Linked DNA regions of Mus musculus: region 1 is linked to region 2. A link is a loop called in an ENCODE intact Hi-C map of the cell type or tissue named here. Cell type or tissue: left cerebral cortex. All regions are shown on one strand.

Region 1 (2,500 bases), 51 kb after region 2:
GACATTCAAACTGTGTTGCTTCTGTTTAATAACTCAACTGTCATGACTGAAATTGGTGCATGCTGAAAGCCAGCCAAGGAAAGGCTTTCTGCTTCTTGGCACATAATCCTGTGTGACTACAGCAGAGAAACGATAGCACACGTTACAGAAGGTAACAGTGGAGGGCACATTTAAAGAAGGCAGTACAGATTTATTTTGCCAAGTTGGTTTTTTTCTTCCCCTTTTGTGAAATTGCAGGGTGTGGCCACGGAACACTATTGTTAATTGCTCATTGCAAATCCAACCCACACATCTCTCCTCGCCCAATGGCTCTTCTCGCTTAAGATAACTCCACCCAGTTCACAAAGCAGTAGGGAAGATATTTCCTGTCTTCGTGAAAAACACTTCCATCCTCTTGCTGCTTGGGGAGGAAGTGGAAAGAGAATACTGATCCTACACAACAGGATACAGAGCTCTGTGCTTGGGTCTCACCGCTTAGCTCTGATTTTACGAGCAGTTAGAACCTCTGAGCGTTATTCCACACAGGGAGCCAGAGCAAGTCTAAAGGAAGTCGAACAGAGTAGTAAGTCTCACACACATCAGAGATTCTTTCTATAACATCCCATATCTCTGTGGCTTGGCTTTCTTGGGTCTCTGTACATAGTGTGTGTGTGCGCATGAGCACAGGACAGTTATGAGGGGAGCAGGCATGTGTGACCCATCTCTGTGCATGCTCTTGTGGAGGTGGAAAAAGGCACTGAAAAGGACCAGTGCATGGCAGAGGAAGGGTTGGGGTAGGCAGGACCATCCAGAGAGCACACTAACGTCTTCATGGTCAAAGAAGAGTTCAGCAAGGGTCACAGTGTCTTAGCTCAGACTTACCGGAAACAGATACTAAATATACATCATGTAGGGATGGGGGTCCCAGAATATCAGGAAAGTCAGAGAAACGAACCTGGAAAATGAGGATTCCTAAGGGGTGATATTTGAACATGTGTCTGAGTGTCCCACCCAAGAGACAAGACAGGTAAGGAAGGCATTTGTATGTCAAATCTTGCTCTAGTTGCGGGTTGTCTTGTTGTCTATTAACTTGTGACCAGCCCTGCATGCAAGGTGTTCGTTCCTCTAGGAGGGCCAGACCAGCACAAAAGCAGATTTCTTCCCATAGAAAGCCATCGGGAATCTACAGAACTGTGGGATAGTAAGGGATGTGGCTGGGCCTAGCCTCTTTTATTGTGTCCCAATGTTGGTCTAGTCACTGTTTGAGTACTTCATCTGTAACTTTTTAAGGATGACCGGGTAGCTGTAGAAGAACTTCATTTCTCATTTAACTGAAGAGTATTGGTTGGAACCAGGCACCGTGGGCTCAACAGTAGAAAGTACTGACAAACACTCTTACTGAAGACACTGTTCTTTAGACTCTGATCTCAGTGGTGTAATCCACATGTGAATGAACACACTGGATCACACTGGAGTGCCTGTTAGAGCTCCTGACACCAAACCCAGCCGAGGGTGTAAGTGCACAGCCAATGCTGCTGCTGTCTGAGACTGCAGCCTGGCGGTGCTGAGTCAGTATCTCTGGACCCCAGCCTACCTTGGCCATGGCAAGCTTCCTCCTCCCTGGCTTTGACAAAAAGAGGGCTCAACCTCCTCTAGCATTTGTTCTCTGTGTGAAGGGAGCTCCTACAAGAAGCAACAGGACTGAACCCTCCCTGGCCCCTCAGCATGTCCCTGCTTGATTTGCAGTCTGCCTCATCCGACCAGTCGTGAGGTCTCAGTGCCCAGAGCGATCAGCAAAGCGTCCCACTCCCTGTTTGTGCTGGCTTGTGTCCCCGAGACTCACTGGAGGTGTCGGCTAAAGCTGTTTACTGGCTCCATCTGAAAACACCTCGAGGTGTTCTTAAAACTCTCTTTCCAGCTGCAATAGGGACAGGCATGGCAATGAGGCAAGAAACCAGAGGACATAACTAAACAAAATGGCCACAGGGCAGTTTAGAGGAACTTTTGAATAAGTAGCCTGTTAGTTAAGCCCAATATTGTTTTTGCATTAATGCATGCACACAGGATTCATAAATAAATAAATAAATAAATAAATAAATAAATAAATCTTCCTGTCATTTGTAGATCTCCCTCCCCTGCACAGAAGTTAGGCTAAGTCCAGCCTGAAGGAGCAAAGCAAGACAGAGTAGGATTAAATATCACTTTAATATGCTTGAAAAATAATAGCACAAAAATAGCTAATGCCACCATACAGCTTCCTTGCTGACTCTGTGTGTGTGTGTGTGTGTGTGTGTGTGTGTGTGTGTGTGTGTGTCTGGACCATATGATGCTAAGATGTTGGTAGAACTACATTACATAAAGAAAAGGCCTCAGTCAGCTCCTATAGACTCAGCAGCTTCCAAAGGGAAATGAAAACTATTGAGGCCACATGTCCACACTTAAAGATACACCCTCAAAGAAGAGCTCACAGGATCCGCAGCCTGTTCCTGTCTTCACCTCTCCACACTTCCCCTGGGTTAGA
Region 2 (2,500 bases):
GAGAGAGAGAGAGAGAGCACTGTGTTGACCTCTGGCTCCCACAGGCTTTCTTGCACACTTGTATGGGTATACATGAATGTATGTACATACACACACACAGACATTCACACACAGAGAAACGGCAACAAAAAGAGTGTATCCCTATGGCAGAAAGTAGATCTAGGAAATAAGTACTTGTCTAGAAGAAATAATTTTCAAGTAATAGTAGCTGGGAGCTGACTTGTTAGGCTCTTCCAGAAGCCAGTGTCTAGAGAAACTATTCTTCTGCAACAAAGCCCGGGGGTGCCTTCATCTCAGCACCCCCATTCTCCTTGGGCAATTTGATTCGAAACAACTTGTTTTAGAAGTGTAGCCAGGCCTGCCCTGAGTAGGGACATGGGCAGATCTTGTTTTCCTGTGGGGCTGTACAGCTGCCAGCCATTTAGTGTCTGCCTGGTACTCGGGCATGTTTTCCTCTTTCCCTGCCCCCTCTTGTGGTTTCTACAATCGAAATGGTCGTTTTCTGCAAAGTGGGAAGGAGCCCTCTTTCTCGTAATCTCAGCCCTAGATCTGCTTTTGAGTCTGCATGCTTCGTTTTGCTCCCTGAAGGATAATTTGAAGATTTGAGTAATTAACCCAAGACTCCTAGGATGCCGTCTCTTGGAAGGGAGCGATTTTGCTGTGGAGTCGGCCGCTGTCAAGCACTAACTTCTTAATAATGGAGCCTTTCAGACCCTCCGCCATTGGCACAATGATGTACTTCAAGCTAGTGGCTTGGCAGAGTGTAAGCAGACCACTTCTATTCTTCCTTTACACAAAATGGTCCTCTTGATCTCTGGGTTGGAGCTATTTTTATTTTAGTTTGGTTCTTTTCTGCTTTTTAACTTGGGGAGCAAGGCTTTCTCTTATATTTTGATCCACTGCTTAATCTGTTGCCTTGCCCACCCCGCCCCCTAAAGACCCGCAAAAAAGACTCCCTTCCCAAGATCAGCAACTAGTCTCCCTTTCAGTAGATTTAGAATCCTGCCTTTGAGAAAGGCTGGGGACTCAGCTGCTAGAGGAACTAGGAGCTTGCTTCTCTGATCCCAGTACACTTCCTGCTATTAACATGGTAATGTCCCTGGCACAGCTCTGGGGACAATCACACCTGCAATTAAAAGCCAAATTAGGACATATCTTTTCTTGGCAAATGGGACCCACAGAAATCTGAGGACAGCTGCAACCAGCACCATGCCCACCATCCACCTGCCTTTAAATGCACCCTCCTTCCCAAGCCCTTAGCACAGAAAGGAACTATATATTGCAGGGGCTTTGTTTGTTTCTTAACTTGATGAATTGGTGCATTTTAAATGGCGTGCAAATGCTTAGCAAATACTTCTGTAACAAGCACTGAGACACATCGAGGCCAGTTTTCCATGGGTATTATACCCAAGATTGAAAGTATAACATCTAACTATAGATCCATAGAACATCTAAGATAACTATGCACTCATAAATAACAGCCTGGAAAACCAGTCATATACAGCTAAATCACTTGACAGTTAAACTTCCTCAAAAGTCAAGAAAACACTTGACATTTAGAAGTAATTTATAGCTAAATTTTCTCTCGTGTCAAGGATTCCAAAACACCCCTTACTTTTGCTTCACTTGTAAGCAAAGTTGGTTTTTAGTTGCTGGATCATTTCAAAAGTATACCCATTGGAATTAAAAAAAAACATACTTCAAACTTTATAAGAAGGTTTTTGTATATAGCTTATAGTGGAACACCTGCTCAACTTGGACAATGCTCAGGGTTTGATCCTAAGTTCTAAAATGATTAAGAATATGAATAATTAAAAAAAAAAGTTAATGTGGGATGCTTTAGACAACAGGGGCTTCCTAAGCCTTAAAACTACCCAGTTGGAAGAACTAAGAGATGTCAAGAGAGGCCACAGACACTCTGACACTCTCAGTCCAGGCTGGGAAGAAAAGGCCACCCATAATGCTGGGCCACCACTGCGCGTCATTGCTGGGACAATGGGAGCTGTTAGTAGCTATGTCTCCTGCTATCCCCACAGCCTGTTGCCTATGGAAGTTCTTGTGTGACAGATCTTCATGCTAACAAATCCTTTCTTCTCTACTTTTCCCATTCCTTGCTTCCTTGTGTATCATTGTGGCTACTTTTCTTTTCCCCTGCATCTGCTTGGTTCTGTCTGTGTCCGAGCCTGTACCTCTACCTCTGCCTGAGACTCTATCCCTGCCCCTGCCCCTGCCCCTGCCCCTGCCCCTGCCCCTGCCCCTGCCCCTGCCCCTGCCCCTGCCCCTGCCCCTGCCCCTGCCCCTGCCCCTGCCCCTGCCCCTGCCCCTGCCCCTGCCTCTGCTGAGCACTAGGCTTAAAGGTGTATCCTCTATACCTGGGGAGATATAGTTTTATAAAATCACCCCACTGGTTCCCCCACCCCAAGCAAAACGAAATATCATGTTTGCTGTCATATTACTTCTCCCAGTTGTGTGTCATCCAATTTTGGCAGGTTTGTTTTCC

Evidence for each region. Hi-C counts contacts between places; a loop is a spot of excess contacts. Peaks named below come from ENCODE experiments on the same cell type or tissue, not always from the same donor. Only the 100,000 strongest peaks of a DNase experiment are listed, where the experiment ranks them.
Region 1: a loop joins it to region 2, with 2.4 times the contacts of the local background. A loop is called at or near these places in 7 of 42 quality-filtered maps.

Annotation. Positions count from the first base shown.
Region 1 is chr13:112,114,062-112,116,561 of GRCm38, reverse strand. No RefSeq gene overlaps it. Among named protein-coding and RNA genes, the nearest start is that of Gm41062, 14 kb to the right of the region's middle. In left cerebral cortex, a CTCF peak has its summit at 1,533; a DNase peak (open chromatin) is centred at 1,643.
Region 2 is chr13:112,164,639-112,167,138 of GRCm38, reverse strand. No RefSeq gene overlaps it. Among named protein-coding and RNA genes, the nearest start is that of Gm41063, 17 kb to the left of the region's middle. In left cerebral cortex, no CTCF peak of the experiment used is centred here; DNase peaks (open chromatin) are centred at 436, 678 and 1,100.